Regions from separate parts of the Mus musculus genome. Here regions 2 and 3 are each linked to region 1. Evidence: chromatin loops called from intact Hi-C (ENCODE). Cell type or tissue: left cerebral cortex. All regions are shown on one strand. Links, peaks and the distances in the headings refer to the core of each region. The heading gives the core; the rest is flanking DNA.

Region 1 (7,326 bases), core at 1,895-4,394:
CTGGGGATGTCACCTGTGAGGAAGGTAAGGATTCTTTATATTAGGAAAACATCCTTTACAACCACAAAGCAGAAAGCCACAGCCACACACACAGCCACAGCCACAGCCCTCTGGAAGGCTACGTCCTAGAGGGAGTCAGCTCTATTCTTCAGGATGAGCCTGGACAAGGGAGACCTACCTGCCCACTCAGGACCTGCGGGGACTATCTAGGTCATTCCCTACGGACAGTGCCTTCATTCTAGAAGGTTCTTTGTCTCCGTGCAAAGCCAAGCCTCAGTCTATTGAAGGCAGTGAACCACTGCAGGATATCCCACCCCGCATGCCCAGGCCTGAGCCCCGAGCTGTTGTTCCTTCACCTCTCAGCACATGGCTGACTCTAGAGGTGAGCAACACCCTGGGTGCATAGGAGGTGGGGGTCCCCGTCCTTCTGGAAGGACTTGGGGAGCCTGCAGAGGACCAGAGCATCTCAGAACCCCGAGATGGCTTTTCAACTGCCTTTGGCCCTCCCTGGGTTCTTTCAGCTTTCTAGGTGACTTACAAAACTCACCGGAGGTCACTCGGGAGGCATCTCCTGCTTTCAAAGCACGTTTATTATTGCGCAGCAAACATTAATCACTCTCATTTGAAAGTAATCACAAGGTAAGCCTTCCATGGTAGGCCTGTTACACCACAGTCCAAGAAGGCAGGCATCAAATGTGACCCCTGAGGTCAGCTCTGGTCCAGAATACAGGGTCACAACATGACTTGGGGTGGGGGTGGGGGGCTGACACAGGGCTCCCGTCCTAATTAGGTAAGAGCAGGACTCCCGGAGCCTGGTGGCCTGAGTTTGCTTCCTGGCTCTTCTACCTGCTCTGGGACACACCGTATTCTGCTCTTTCTCTCTGACAGCCTCCTCATCTGTCAACCTGGAGATGGACTGACCTGCCTTCAGTGGATTAATACAACAGGCAGCCTTCTAACGTGACCCTGACGTCCCCTCCTCCTCCTTCAGGAGGCAGCATGTGACATCCCAGCCACCCTGCGTTCCTGCAATCACATCAGTGACAGCTTCTGGGCGAGTTCTCAGACCGAGGAAGAGCAGGCTACTGAAGCCACTGGCTGGGGTCTCAGGCCCCCAGTGCCTCTGCCTGCCCGCAGTGTCTCAGACATCAGGCAAGTGATCCACACACGTGACCTGCAGTGCTCTGTGGAAGACAAAGCTGGGGTGAGTGGTGGGGGGCAGTGACCCCGCCAAGGGAACACTCACATGCCCTGTCCAGGGTCAAGCTGGGTCCCTGCTGCTACTGCAGTCACGTTAAGTCCCCAGTTACTGCCAAGGGGCATCGCTGTGGCCCACTGCGAGTAAAACTCCAGTGAGACCCCTTCAGGAATCTCACACCCATCACCAGAAAGCCCAGGCCCAAATGCTGGCGACTAAGAGTATAAAAGAATGAGAAACTCACACTTGACACCTGACATCACTCCAGCCTCAGAGGAACTGCTGCAGCCAGGACAAGAGTGAGGCCGCTTTGACAGGGGGCCATGTGGCCACACAGACACAGAACAGGGGGGAAAGGACTGGTAAATAACCAGGAGGGAAACGCAAGGCTTCCTTATAGCAGAACTAAAGGTAATGCCTATGATACACACAAACACGAGCGCACACACATGCACATACACATGCACCCCTCAGGAAATGGGGAATCACTCTCCTGATGATAAGACCAAGACGTCTTCTAATGACCAGAAAATGGAGAAATGGAGATGGAAAAATAGCAATAGCTCTGTGTGTGTGTGTGTGTGTGTGTGTGTGTGTGTGTGTGTGTGTTCTGGTCTATATAATGAGCTCAAGGCCAGATTGCTCTGTGTGTGTGTGTCTGTGTGTGTGTGTTCTGGTCTATATAATGAGCTCAAAGCCAGATTGCTCTGTGTGAGTGTGTGTGTCTGTGTGTGTGTGTCTGTGTGTGTGTGTGTCTGTGTGTGTTTTCTGGTCTATATAATGAATTCAAGGCTAGCTTGCTCTGTATGAGTGTTTGTGTCTGCTGTGTAGGTGTGTGTGTGTGTGTTCTGGTCTATATAATGAGCTCAAGGCCAGATTGCTGTGTGTGTGTGTGTGTCTGTGTGTGTGTGTGTTCTGGTCTATATAATGAGCTCAAGGCCAGATTGCTCTGTGTGAGTGTGTGTGTCTGTGTGTCTGTGTGTCTGTGTGTGTTTTCTGGTCTATATAATGAATTCAAGGCTAGCTTGCTCTGTATGAGTGTGTCTGCTGTGTAGGTGTGAGTGTGTGTGTGTATGTGTGTGTGTGTGTGTGTGTGTGTGTATGTATGTATGTATGTAACTGGTCTATATAATGAATTCCAGGCCAGCTTGCAACACACAGGGAAACCTTTCCTCAAAATAAAGCAAAAAGGATAAAAGAAAGGGAGAGAGGAATCTTTACACACGTGCCTGGAGTGACAGCAGGCGAGACTATCAGACAGTGCAGCGGCTGTCAGGAATGGTAGCTGGATCCTTCCCCTAATGTTCTGGCTAAGAGCAATAATAAAGAGCCAGGTCCTTTACCGTCCACAGCCCCCCACACACACAGCACCCACACACAGCGCGCACACACAATCCTACAGTGATCCTCTCTCTCTCTCTCTCTCTCTCTCTCTCTCTCTCTCTCTCTAAGCAAAGTTGGCACAGTCATCTTACTTTTCTTAAATATTTATGTAGGTGTGGACTTTTTATATATGGGTGTTTTATATGCATGCATGCCTAGCAGAGGATCCCATGGGACTAGGGTGAGAAACAATTGTGAACCACCATGTGGGTGTTGGGAATTGAACTCAGCACCGCTTGGAAGAGCAGCCAACTGCTGAGCCCTCACTCCAGCCCCCATCTTACTTTTAAGAGTATGTGTGGTCCATCGCTGACCCTGACGCTCATGTTCCTTGACAAACACTCCCTGTGCCTTATCTGAGACTGGGCCTACAGATGACACCCATGTGTCCCTGTTCGACCCCCTTAAGCGACAATCCTTAGACAGATGAGACCTTGCCAAGATGAGACCCAGGATGAGACAGACCTGTGAGGCTGATATACACACACGCACCACTAGGTGGCGACAGAGCCTGCAGATGCAGACCAGGGGATGGCAACCGCTCCCGGCTCCTGGGTTTTCTTTTATAAACCTTCCCTGCCCGCCAGATTTGTTACACGCTGGCCAATGCCTTTCCTTTAGCCCAGGTATTTGTGGGCATAGAAGTAAGGGGCCTACCTGGACCTCTGCAGTGGGGACTCTAAGAGTAGGACTGGGGTCCATCTCTTTGGAGTTAGCAGGCTCTTCATCCACAGGGCTTTAGCAGAAACTGGCAAAACAGCTCTGCACTCCTGTCCAAACTCTGCCGGCCCCACCCCGACCCACCACACGCTGGGATCCACTGCAACAGATCATTATACTCACTCTGGACAGGTACAGCCTGCTGAGTTTGTCTTAAGAACACATGAGCCACTAATGGATGGGTGACTGTTGGGAGCCGCCCCCACATTCGCCGTCACAAGATGGCGCTGACATCCTGTGTTCTAAGTGGTAAACAAATAATCTGCGCATGTGCCAAGGGTATTTTATGACTACTTGTACTCTACCTTTCCCGTGACCGTCAGCTCGGCCATGGGCTGCAGCCAATCAGGGAGTGATGCGTCCTAGGCGAAATATAACTCTCCTAAAAAAGGGGACGGGGTTTCCGCCATTTCTCTCTCGCTGGCATCTCTCTGGCTCTGCGCGCCCTGCGCTCGCTCGCTGCCTAAAGATGTAAACAATAGAGCGCGCGCGCCGGAGCTCTGGCTCCTAAAGATGTAATAGAAGGGGCTTTTCGTTTTTTGGGGCTGGGCGCTGGGCGCTTGCCCTCCTGGCTCCCAAAGATGTAAGCAATAAAGTTTTGCCGCAGAAGATTCTGGTCTGTTGCGTCTTTCCTGGCCGGGCGTGAGAACGCGATTAAGAGGTGACAGGCATGTTCTAGGACCCTCACCTTTTAAACCTCAGATGCTCCAGCTTCAGAACCTGACTGCCCAGGTGACCCTGTGCATGGCTCAGCTATGACAACACACACACACACACACACACACACACACACACACATACACACACACACACACACACACATACACACACACACACATACACACACACACATACACACACACACACACACACACACACACACATACACACACACACACACACACACACACACATACACACACACACATACACACACACACACACACATACACACACACACATACACACACACACACACACACATACACACATACACATACACACACACACACACACACACATACACACACACACACACACACACATACACACACACACATACACACATACACACACACACATACACACACACACACACACACACACACACACACACACAGAGAACCTAGAGATTGAAGCAGAGCAGATTAACCAGTGAAAATCACTTCAAAGAATGTGGGCTATGTCTCCTTGTTCAATCCCACAGGCCCAGGCCAGCAGAAGAGGCTCTCTCACCATGGCAACCACAGAAGCCTTAATGACCAACTGCTGTGTGCTGTAGCTGGGGTCTGAAAGGAAAGGCTAGAGCTCCCACAAAACCTAAAATTTGGTCCTGGAAAGAGTCCCCAACCAATGGCTGGTTCCAGGAACGCCCTACAGTGGGTTATCTTGTTGTCAGGGCAAACACACAGCCCTCTGTACCCAAGAGGAAGCCACAGAGCTGTAAGAGGCAAAGTCATGCTCCGCCCTAGGGTTTTCTATGATAGACTGGGTGTTTCTGATGAACCCCTTTCAACTTTTTTCTTGATACCACAGCACTATAGCAGCCAAAGGCTCGAACAAAGGAGTACAGAGTCACGCTCCTGGTAGGTCAGGTCCAGCTGTCTATTGAGGACAGTCATGCTGGGGCAGAGCAAAGCTATGGAGTTCCCTGGCCAAGGCCGGGGTTGGTTTTCTCATGAGGATGCCAGCCTTTGCCATTCAGCAGCAAAAGACATCTGCACTCCAGCGATCTGGAAAACAGGATGGTCCTCCTAATGTGTGCGACACTCGTCACAGGTCCCCACAAGCCTACTGCTGACAAGCCTGCTGCCAACCTCTCGTTCATAGAGGGAAGCGAAAGGAGAGACTTCCACCTCCCTTACCTAGACCAGTGGGGTTCCGAGGCCACCGGGACTACCACAGTGGGGGTGGGGTGGAGGAGGGGCTTCCATAAACACCAGGTTCTGGGCCCAGCACCACAGCTATTGAGCCCAAAGCTCAGAGGTGGGCGGAGCCAATCCCCTCCAACTGACTGAGATGACACCAAGTGGGGTCTAAGCTTCAAGGTTTTCCAAAGGCATCTACCACCACCCCCAACAGCCACCAATGTGTTCCCTGTATACCACAGTTCTTAGTGATGATGTCTGACACTCAGGATCCCCACATGGCCATCTAAAGCAGTGATGGGTACGTGAATCTTTTATCTAAAGATAGATCAAGAATTTTCTAGAGGATACTAAATTGTATTCTGGTCAGCCCAGCCACGGCAAAGGCTGTGGCCAAGTATTTTACCCTAGCTCTTTCAGTGGCTTTATCTTAGTTTTTCTTTCTTGATTTGTTATTTGATTGACTTATTGATTAATGATTGGTTTGTTCCGAGGATAAAACTTTGCACTGCACAGATCCTAGGCAAGTGTTTTACAACTGAGCTTAAACTCACAGCCATCCTTGATAGATAAGGGCAGCCACTCCTGCCCTTATTCTTGCTCATAAATATAACATTGTTTGAAAACTGCCTTTAACACCTCCGGTATGAGAGGAGGCATAGATATACTTAACAGTCTGAGACTTTACTAAGCACTGTCCAACCCCCGTGAGACAGGGAAGGGCAGGATTTTCAATACAGCAGAAAACTGGTAGATTTAGAGATGCATTTGTAATGATGCTACCTGGACACTAGAGGGCGCCATACCCCAAGAGTCTGGATGACCTGGCCCTGGCCCTGGCCCTGAATGGGCTCCACGTGTGGAAGTACAAAACTTAACAGGATAAAAGGTCCCAGATATCCTAGCTGCAAGCCTCAGGATGTAGACTCACATCCAGCTGCTGGAGTGACCAATCAGCAGGTTCCTGGAGGCCCGCAAAGAGGAGTCAGACATGTACCATATGCTCTACTTGCTCCTACGTATGCCAATCACCCACATAGCAAACATTTTCTTACACACATCTCTTTGCAACATTCCCAGACTCCCTTTGTCCATAGATGGGGACTCGGTGGACTCGGTGGCCAAGCATTTATCTCCCGCGTGCTTTAGGTCCCATCCCTGGCTCCACAGGGAGTCCACACTGACTTGCAAGCAGAATGCTGGGAGGCAGAGTTCCTGGATCAGGGAAGCCATAACCCTCTCCCACCCACCTAGGCAAGGCTGACGTCCCTGCCACCAGGCCAGTCCTGCAGAAATAACACAGCGGAGAAGTCACCATTTGCGCGTGGGTATGGGTGGGGGGCACATACTGAACGTTAGCACCCAAAGGCCCCTTCTTCGATATACTTAATAGTCTGAGACTTTTGGGGGGGGGGGGCTTTTCGAGACAGGGTCTCTCTGTATAGCCCTGGCTGTCCTGGAACTCACTTTGTAGACCAGGCTGGCCTCGAACTCAGAAATCCACCTGCCTCTGCCTCCCGAGTGCTGGGATTAAAGGTGTGCACCAGACTTTTCTAAAGCACTGTTCAACCCCAGTGAGAAAGGGAAGGGCCGGATTTTCAGTACAGCAGAAAACGGGTAGATTTAGAGATGCAATTGTGATGATGCTACCTGGACACTAGAGGGCGCCATACCCCAACAGTCTGGATGCCCTGGACTTAAATTTACTTTTTATTTCATAGAGTCTCTTGTCAAAAAACAACCTGCCCAAAATGACTCCCTAGCAGAGGGTGGCACCGTGTCAACCGCAAGAATAGGTCTGTCACAGCCCATGCAAGTCCCAATGAACAGAGACAAAATATAAAGAACCATGTGCTTTGCTCCAGAGAACATGCCATACAAAGACCAACCAAAGACCAACACTGCAGCCGTTCTGAGACTGACCAAGCAGAACTCGTGCTCAGAGCACTCATGCCGTGATCAACCAAGCATCGTGGTCCCAGCACTGAGCACCAGGTGGGACACTTCAGCCAGTCCTGGGGGACCTTTGTCTCCGGGCAAGGGCTCGGTCTCAGGAGCCACAGCAGGGGGACACTACAGCTGACCCTGAGGACTGGAAAGGCTGTAAAGAAGCCACAGGTAAGGGAGCAGGTACAGGTACAGGTACAGGGGACAGGG
Region 2 (2,500 bases), core at 1-2,500, 480 kb after region 1:
AGCCTGTCACTCCCTAAGCTACACATTAAGTACAGCCCCCTTCCCAAATGGACAGACTTAGCTGGCTAGCTTCAACTATGTAAGCCCAGTCTTAGAAATGGATTGATTTTCATGGTTATGGCTGGTGCATTTCTGGGGGAATGCCCTCTCCGTTCAAATCATAAACAGGAGCCTCCCAAGATGTTCTTGAAGTTTACATTCTAATTAAAGAAAGAAATTCTTGGGAAATTGAATTTTTAAAATATGAATAATTTAGAATGGCAGTAGAAAATAGTTTAGCATAAAGGTGATTAATCGCCACATGTCCATTTAATGTAATAGTTCGGAAGGAAGGAGTGAGTTAGGTGTGGCTCCTCCCCAGTAAGGACAACTGAGATTTGGAACATTGACGTCTCTGGCCAGCTATGCTGCTGTAACAAAAGATTTAACACTGGATAGTTCATAAAGAGTAGACATTCATTTTCCCTCAGGAATAGGCCTGGGAAGTCCGAGATCAAACTGTTAGCATCTGACGTCCGTTGCAGGCCTGCTTGCCTCCCATAGCAGATGGGGAGGAACACAAAAGAGCCAGAGTTAGTTCCCCTCCTTTACCGGCACCCCACACACCACTACTGAAGACGGACTCGAGGTGAGAGGGCAGATGAGAGGCCTGAAGTCTCAGCCAGATGAAGATCTGGTGCAGGGGTGGTAAAGAACAGTCAACGAGAAATGTTTGGTGACCTTAAAGAGAAAGGAGAGGAAGGAGGAAGCTTGTAGGAAGTCTCCCTTCCACCCACCGATAACCAGATGGCGAGATGCCCCGCCCTCCTACCAATAACCAGATGGCGAGATGCCCCGCCCTCCTACCAATAACCAGATGGTGAGATGCCCCGCCCTCCTACCAATAACCAGATGGCGAGATGCCCCGCCCTCCTACCAATAACCAGATGGTGAGATGCCATTTGGTCGGACATAAGTGCCCTGCAAGCTGAGTGGTACTGAGTGTGGCTTTATGAAAACGTCAGATTTTGTTTTCGTTTTAAAGACAGGGTTTCTCTGTGCTGTCCTGGCTAGCCTGGAACTCACTATGTTGACCAGGCTGGTGTCTAACTCACAAGAGATCCGCCCACCACTGCCCCTTGGGTGCTGGGATCAAAGGTGTGCGATACCACACACGGAAAAGCTTGAGATCTTAAAGCATTCCCCAGCTTCTCCCCCAGGCCTGTGTAAACGGAGCTGTGCTTTTTATTTGCTCTTCTGACGGTCTACTGCCCTTCAGCCACAGCCGCCGTCCGAGAAGTTCTACAGCATGGCCGCCCAGATTAAGCTGCTGCTGGAGATCCCGGAGAAGATCTGGAGCGCCATGGAAGCCTCGCAGCACCTCCAGGCCACACAGCTCTACCTGCTCTGCTGCCACCTGCATAGCCTGCTGCAGCTGGACTCCTCTAACTCCAGATACAGCCCCATCCTCTCGAGATTTCCAATCCTCATCCGCCAGGTGGCAGCAGCCAGCCACTTCCGGTGAGTTTGGTAGCCCCCACCCTAGCTCACTGAGCCCCTACAAGTGTCACAGGGGTCTGTCCGTTTTTCTCCTTATACACTGAGCCACTTCACCCCAGATGTTAGCTACTCCATGTTGATCTTTGTGAGTCTTTCTAGGTCAACTATTTTGCACGAAAGCAAGATGCTGCTCAAATGCCAGGCTGTGTCGGACCAGGCTGTGGCCGAAGCCCTCTGCTCCATAATGCTCTTGGAGGAGAGCTCTCCGCGCCAAGCCCTCACAGACTTCCTGCTGGCCAGAAAGGCGACTATTCAGACGCTCCTGAACCAGTCTCATCACGGTGGGTGTGTTTCTCTCTAAAATGGGATTCCTCTACAGGGAATGGAGCAGTGTGTACCAGGGGAGCCTGAGGCAGCGTTCCGTGCTCATCCTTGCTAAAGGGAACTGGTTACAAGAGGGTGCGTTCTTCTTACAGGTGCTGGCATCAAGGCCCAGATTTGCTCTTTGGTGGAGCTGCTGGCTACCACTCTGAACCAGGCACATGCCCTTTTCTACACCCTACCAGAAGGCGTGCTGCCCGACCCATCCCTGCCCTGTGGCTTGCTCTTTTCTACCCTGGAGACAGTCACAAGGCAGCATCCCACTGGTGAGCTTATAACCTTTACCCTCATTCATTCACCCGATCTGCCATTTCCTAGCTCCTGCACCATGCTCTGGCAATAAACCAGTGAACCGGAAAGATTCAGGCCCCTGCTCTGTGCATAGCACAGCTTAGCTGGAAAGGGGGCTGAACCTTCAGAGGTGCATGCGGGGTTTCTATTTGATGTCAGCAGTAGTCATTGCTGGAAATGCACAGTACCAGTTGCTTAGGAACACTGGAAGGCTCTCCCTAAGCCAAGGATGTATCAGTGAGCAAAGACTCAGACTCCTATAATGGTAGGGCTGCAGGGTCAGGTGGAACCGTCAGCAGAGTCAGCAAAGGAAACAGCTCAAGGTAGAAGGAGGGAGTACAGGGCCCTT
Region 3 (7,326 bases), core at 2,676-5,175, 240 kb after region 1:
AGTGGTTTCGTAGTCAGAGTTGTAAAGCATAGCCTGGAACCATGGCTGTCTCATATGGTGGTTACTCCAAATGTCAGGTCCTACAACGCCTAGAACACACATGGGAGAGGGGCTAGGAAGACGGCTCGGCTGGTAGAGAACCTGCCAAGGAGGCATGAGCATATGGGTTCTGTCCCAACGTCCATATAAAAAGTTGGGTGTGGGGGCTCAAGTGATAGAGCTCAGGAGTTAAGAGCACTGGCTGCTCTTCTAGAGGACCAGGGTTCGGGTCTCCATACCCAAGTAACAATTCACAACTATCTTACAACACCAGTTGCACGGCATCTGATCCCCTCTTCTGACCGCTATTGGTACTGCAGGTGCATGGTGCACAGGCATACTTGTAGGCAAAACAACCACATTCGTAAAAATTAATACTAATTTCAACAACTTGGGTGTGGTGGGTCATACTTGTTATCTCTGCACCGGGAAAGCAAAGCTGGCAGGTCCCCGGGGCTCACTGCCGTCTATAATCCCAACATTTCTCTGTCGGGGAGGTAAAGACAGGAGAAATGTCAGACGCTTGTGAACTAGCAAGTCTGACATACACAGTGGTCAACAACAAAAAGACCCCGTCTCAAATAAGGCAGATGGCAACGACAGCCACAGTTGCCCTCTGACCTCTACTTGTGCAGTGCTGTATACATGCACCAGCACTCACACACGTCATCTATGTACACACCTCCATATAACATAACATATCCACATAACATAACATAACAGCTTCAGGGACTGGGATATTTCCATATCAGCATAATGCCGGGTCCATACAGAAGATGAAGGGAGACAGACATGGGCAGTTAACTGATTCAATTCAAAGATCCACGGAAAGGCACCCTAGCCTTTTCTACAAGTGGGGCTTGAACGGTTTAATGCCACACACAACACAGAGGCTCTCAGATCCGCACCTCACTGCATACGTAAAAATTAACTCACGATGGATCACCAACCTAGCCTAAATCCCTAAACTGTTAGACCTCTAAGACAAAACTCTGTCACCTATATACATATAATAAAGCAAGGATTTCTGCTCTTACAAAAAAAAAAAAAAAGCAAGATCCATTAAAGAAATAATTAATAATGGCTTCGAAGTTAAGACGATTTGTTCCTCAAGACATACTGAAAAGACAGCCATCGAGACAAAATATTCGCTAATCATATTTCTGACTTGAAAAAAAAATTGTAGTTTTTTTTGTGTGTGTGTGACCCCGTTGCCCAAATGAAACCCTTGAGGTAAGAAGTGCTGGGATGTTGCTCAGTGGTAGAACCTTGCTGAGCATCCGGAGGCCCCAGCTTTAATTTCTAGAACCTATCCTGCTTTGTTTCCTGAGCAAACGCACTGGGGAGACAAAGGAGTTGACTTCAACTTGCAGGTGGCAGTCCATCAAGGCAGGAACTTGGAGGAAGGAACTGAAGCAGAGGAACACCGCGGCTTGCTTGGTTAGCATTCCCTATACAGCCCAGGGCCCCCTGCCTAGAGCTGGCCCTGCCCACAGTGTGCCTGCCTTTTTAGATGGATTAGCAGCCCCCACAAACCTGCTGGCAGGCCAATCTAACGGAGGCAGCTCCTGAATTAAGATTCCTCCTTTCCAAGTGTGTGTGTGGGTGTCTCTCATGTTCACAAAACTGACCGGCACAACACCCGAAACAAACCAACAGACTTAACAGTATATATAAGGTACTTCCAAAATCTAATCATGAGACAACCATTTGCCAGGTGCGGAGGTATACATGCTTAGACCTTATCCTCGAGGGGGTGGGGTGGGGGTCAAATCAGGCTCAGGAGTTCAAGGGCAATCTGTGCCAGTAAGCCCCTGTCCCAAACCAAAGAAAACCAATATGTTTTTCCAATTGGCAAGGAATATATGTGGACAGCATAGACATAAACAAGATGTTCAATCTTATCAGACTCTGAAGAAATGTGAAATAAAATAAATAAACGTGGGAGATACCATAACACACCTACTAAGCTAAAATGATATGACTGCCCACACTAACTGTTGGTACGTATGTGAAAGAACTGGAGGTTGTGAGACTGAGTGGGAAATGTGTTTCATATGTTTTAGTGGGGGGGGGGGGGGAGTGAGAAAAACATGGCGGCCATTATATGTTAGCTACACGTAGGGAATTCTCAGAGAATGAATTGAAAGAAAAATGCAAATTAAAATGCACACCCATCCATCCCATAGTCTATCATCCTATGCCCCAGGCAGAAATGAAGGTGTGTGTCCACAGAACGGCTGGTAGGCACACGTTGCTGTAGCTTTGAGGGCGATAGCCCGCGACTGCACTCAGGCTCAGTGTCAGTCAACAGGTGACTGGGAAAACAGTTTGGCATCTCCGCACCATGGAATGCAGTCAGCAATGGAAAGGAGCTATTGTCACCGTGCTGATGGTATATGTATAGGTCGAATTTTTGGATCAGTACCCTTCAAATGTATACTATTAGACCTTTAACTTGGTTGTCGTAATAATAATTTAAATGTTACTTTAATTTAGTGCTAAAGATATTTAAACGGGATGTACTGGAGAGATGGCTCAGCGGGCAAGAGCAGGCTCTGCTCTTGCAGAGGTCCTGAGTTCAGTTCTCAGCCCCCACATCAGGGGTTCACAATCACCTGTAACTCCAGTTCCAGGAAGACTGACCGCTGGCCTTCTACATGCACACCCACACAGAAAACACACACCCACACAGAAAACACACACTCACACAGAAAACACACACTCACACAGAAAACACACAGCCATACTTTTTAAAGTGCTAAATTTTTAAAAATATTTACACTTTGTAGGTATTTAAATGTCAATTATACCTTGATATATTTATTGCACTCATACATTTTGATGATTAAGACCATTTTCCCAAACTCTCACAATGCCGCAGCATAGGGTGTCTGCCTTGAATACTCTAGGGATAGCCCCGCCCCATCCCAAGCTGCAGCTTTACACAGAAGTCTTCTAAGCTTGTTAGTAAGCCAGCCAGCGCGGCTGTTTTATCCATGCAAGTTGCTTGGTACAACGGTTTAATCTGGCAGCCTGAGTGTCATCTGAAACCCTAAGAGCCCCAGAAGTAAGGTCTAGCTTAGGCGGGATGCTGAAAGAGCTCGCAGCGTCCTTGAAGCACGGAGTGACTCTGGGGAACAGGGAAGACAGCTCACTGTGCAGCCGCCACCTCTTGTAGATGGACAGGCTCAGTGGAATCCCGAGACCCGGAAAATAAGACGGCATGAGCGCTTTCTAGGATGTACTCGAGCCCACCTCTCTCCCAACCCTTTCCCAGTTCCTCAGCAGGGCTGCTGATAAAGTCTGGCTGAAAATCTCAGAGATGACCCTTCATGTCACATCATGGTGAGTGGGCTACCTGGGGAGCCTGTAGGGTTTGCAAATGACGAGAGTGGGGCCTCATTCACAGCCAAAGCTTCTCAAAGTCTCACGAGGGGGCGGGAGCTGGCTGGGTAATCAGAGGGCATCTAGGGATACATTCTGAATTCTGCACTGTGTTCTTCTGGCTGACAGCGTGGTGCTAGTGAGCAGGTGAACGGGTTGAGAAGCTCATTTGACTGAGAGATGGTCAATAAACCATCAGGCTGTAAGGGAGAAAGAGCCGATTTAAATGTGCTCTATGGCTGGAGAGATGGCTCGGGGTTAGGAGTGCCTGCTGCTCTTGCAGAGAAAACCTGAGTTTGGGGCCCTGGCACCTACATCAGAGGCTTCACAACTGTCTATCCTGCCCCAGGGGAATCTACTGCCCCCTTCTGGCTTCTGTGGGTACTGCACTCACATATTTCCATACTGCCCCCCAACCCTTAATACACACATAATTTGAAATAAAATAAATGTTTTAAAATGTGTGCTGGCTTCATCAAAAAGAGGTAGCCAGTGCAGAGTTATGAGGACAGCTATTGTTCGTCCCTTGTCACTTCTTACGGGGGAGGGAAAAGATTGCCATCTTTAAGTAAGAAGAGTTGGAAGAGTTGGAAGTATAACCTCCCATTGGGCTCAAGTAGTTCTCAGAGAGTGAGCCTGGCCATGAAAAGGAGAATCTGTTAGAACCAACCATAGTGGCCTTGGGTGGGCCTTCTGGTCTACCCTACAACTTGGCCCAAATGAGCAACATGCTACTGTTAAAAGCCAGGAGTCACAGACAGACTCATGTAAAACAGAATAAGAGGTAATCTTTGGTCCAGATGTTGAGGTTATCGAGGCTCAGAAACATGGATTTGGGTTAACCCCCCAAAACTACTGTGACAACAGGCTCATGAAGGTTTTAGAGAAAGAGGACAAAGAAAGTCATAAATATACAATTTTTGTTTTTTTTAAATGTACACGTGCACAATTGTAGAGGGAACATTGTGTGTGTGTGGGGGGGGTCCGTGTGAGTATGTATATAGACATTAGTGGACAACTTCAGCTATTGGTCTTTGGATGCCTTCTGCCTTTTGTTTGGAATAGGATTTCTCAAATAGGGTGGTGGTAGGCACACCTTTAATCCCAGCACTCAGGAGGCAGAAGCGGTTGAATTGGATCTCTGGGTTCAAGGCTAGCTTGTTCTGCATACAGAGTTCTAGGACAGTGGAGGCTACACAGAGAAATCCTGACTTGAAAACAAACAAACAAACAAACAAACAAATAAAACATAGGATTTGGCGGGGGGGGGGGGGGGGGGGGCTGGAACTTTGCCATGCAGTCCAGGCTAGCTGCTCCCAGGGAGCTGCCAGTCTCTGCCTTCTATCTCAGACACATACTACCCCGTTTAGATTTGGTTCTGGGGACCTCAGATCTTCATGCTTACAAGGCAAATGCTTTACCAACTGAGTCAGCTCCACTACTCTAAGTCCCAGTTTTGTTTTAAATCCATTGGTGAAGCATCAGGGAGGTACGGTACGACAAACAGAAGTCTCTGCTGCAGGCCTAGGATGGTAGCTGACGACACACTCAGCCATGGGATTTGTGGGAGTTAAAGGGCTTGATATGTGCCTTCTGATTTTTGCCTGACAGTCACAGGATATTAGTACGTAGGGATGACCAACAATATCTAAGGGGGTGAAAAACTCCCCAGAATAATTTGGCTCTGAGCCTTGCAACATTTCAGCTCACCACAGTCACAAGTGTTCCAATAGTTCATTAACTATGTAGACTCTTTCACACAGGTGAGGTCTTTTCCCAGGCCACTTCCAATCCCCACCATGTTAGCCTGCGCACTGTGGAGCTGTTCCAGCATATTCTCCATTGCAGTCCCAACAAGGACTCCTCAGAGGGCTGTGTTCTACCCACCCTGTTTCACTGACTACAGGGCTATCTTTCTGAACCCTAAGGGAACTTGTTCCTGAGCCAATCTCCCTCCCCACTAGGAACACTAGGAATATCTGTGGGTGCTCAGGTGTCTCAAATCACATAATATTCACACAGAATTGTCCTCTTGTATACTTCAAGCCTGAGTGATTTGCAATGCTACATAACACAATACACATGCCATATAAATAGTTGTACTGGAGGGCTTAGGCAGCAAAGACACAAAAGGTTTGCACAGGTCTGGCGCTCATACAACGCTTTCAAACGCTTTCTATTCATGGTTATTTGACTCCGTAATAAGTATAGAGCCTACGACTATAGAGGGGCCGTTGCACAAAGCTGTGGCATAGAATCCTTAGGCTTAGTTTCTACCAAGTTGGTACACACTAAAGACACCTGGGAGGAGAGGACCCCAACTGAGGAACTGCAGCCATCAGATGGGCCTGTGGCCATGTTTGTGTGGCATTTTCTTGGTTACTAATTAACGATAAACGAGGGCAGGTCCACGCCCCTGAGCTGACCCACCTCTGGCCAGGTGGTCCTGGGTTGTATTAGAAAGCAGGCGAAGCAAGCCAGGAGGAGCAAGCCAGGAGGAGCAAGCCAGCAAGCATCCATTCATGGCTTCTGCTTCAGCTCCTGCCTCCAGGCTCCTGTCCAGACTTCTGTTGATGATGGACTGTGATGTGGAAGTGGAAGCCAGATAAATCCTTTCCTCCCATAAGTTGGATTTGGTTGTGGTGTTTATCACAGCAACAGGGCTGTAAAGTAAGGCAGCCGCTGTGGGCAAGACTTCTTCATTCAACAAAGTCAGTCCTGAGCTTTGAGGGTCTGAGCAGAGGAGCAGCCTTGCCACCTGGTGACTGGCTCTCTACTGAAGTCAGGCAGCCTTCAACGCCAAGCAGACACAAACAGACGCTAGCAGTCATGAACCATGCAAGCAGCAAAGGCCTGGTGTCTCTTGTGGACACAGAACTCAACAAACAGGGAAGGCACGAGATGAATTAAAATATACCACGAGGAGCCCATGATGATGGTCTCTGTGGAGAATGGCTAAACCCAGAGAGTCACCAACTCCTTTTGAATTAATAACTTTAACAGGTGCCCAAACAGTAGGGTGTTTGTTTGTTTGTTTGTTTGCTTGCTTGTTTGTATGTTTTTTTGGACCAAAGAGGCCTACAGTTCATTTGGGAAAGAAATGCACATTGTGACAGGTTCATCACTAAATGTATAGACATAGCAGTTATAGCAGGTTTTTCTTGCTGTGGAAGCATCCTTGACTTTCTTGAGTTCTCTCATTGCCTTGGGAAGCCTGTGGACAAAGGGGCTTTGCACTTGACTGACAGGTGGGAGGGGTGGTTCCAGAATGCCAGGAGAACACAGCAATTCTGACTCAGCATCTTAGGGCTTGGGGTTGCTGGAATGGAAGAGATTCCCTATGGGCTATATCTGAATTCTAAAACCAGCTTCTAGAGTTTCCCTGCACTTTCAGACAGCTTCCTCTCTGCCTTCAGACTACACAGCCTGCTGCTGTTCCTGTGATGTCAACTTAACTTGGATTCCTGTTTGTTCTAATGAAGTGCTGGGTCTATGACGCTGTGAGTCCATCCCAAGGCCAGAAATAGTTCAATCATGGCTGTGTTGTTGTTGTTGTTAACATCTGTCTACCACTTCTGGCTAAAGGGTCACATCTTTGATAAGTGAAGCACACTTAGTGCGCTGTCAGTCTCCACGGGGCTAAGCTATCTAATGCTTGTGTTCTGTTCCTGTCTCACTTCCAACGGCATTGTCCTTCTCATTAAGCCGGTTAGCCCCAAAGTCATTATTGATTTATGGATTATTGATTGATATACTGAAGACAGGGTCTGACTACACAAGCTCTGGCATCCCTGGGTGGCCTGCACCTTGCTTTGTAGACCAGGCTGGACTCCAATTCAGAGAGATCCACCTACCTCTGCCTCCACAGTGCTAGGATTAAGGGAGCACTACATTGTACAC

The links. Hi-C counts contacts between places; a loop is a spot of excess contacts. Peaks named below come from ENCODE experiments on the same cell type or tissue, not always from the same donor. Only the 100,000 strongest peaks of a DNase experiment are listed, where the experiment ranks them.
Region 2: it touches region 1 in a loop (4-fold over the local background); 3 of 42 quality-filtered maps call a loop at or near these places.
Region 3: it touches region 1 in a loop (3-fold over the local background); 26 of 42 quality-filtered maps call a loop at or near these places.

The regions. Positions count from the first base shown.
Region 1 is chr11:113,169,529-113,176,854 of GRCm38, forward strand. All of the region lies in intron 1 of 2610035D17Rik (RIKEN cDNA 2610035D17 gene), which reads right to left. LOC115487747 (a long non-coding RNA gene) reads right to left here and starts at 3,555. Exons shown (of 2, transcript XR_003949613.1): 1 at 3,425-3,555. In left cerebral cortex, for the core only: a CTCF peak has its summit at 3,082 (motif pointing right); DNase peaks (open chromatin) are centred at 3,094 and 3,453; H3K4me3 peaks cover 907 bases; H3K27ac peaks cover 639 bases.
Region 2 is chr11:113,650,587-113,653,086 of GRCm38, forward strand. Cog1 (component of oligomeric golgi complex 1) reads left to right here. Exons shown (of 14, transcript NM_013581.3): 2 at 1,259-1,500; 3 at 1,639-1,820; 4 at 1,956-2,126. Among named protein-coding and RNA genes, the nearest start is that of Cog1, 2.3 kb to the left of the region's middle. In left cerebral cortex, for the core only: a CTCF peak has its summit at 1,479 (motif pointing right); DNase peaks (open chromatin) are centred at 568, 766, 1,009 and 1,495; H3K4me3 peaks cover 429 bases; H3K27ac peaks cover 397 bases.
Region 3 is chr11:113,408,981-113,416,306 of GRCm38, forward strand. All of the region lies in intron 5 of Slc39a11 (solute carrier family 39 (metal ion transporter), member 11), which reads right to left. Among named protein-coding and RNA genes, the nearest start is that of Gm42094, 18 kb to the left of the region's middle. In left cerebral cortex, for the core only: a CTCF peak has its summit at 3,797 (motif pointing left); DNase peaks (open chromatin) are centred at 3,083 and 3,504.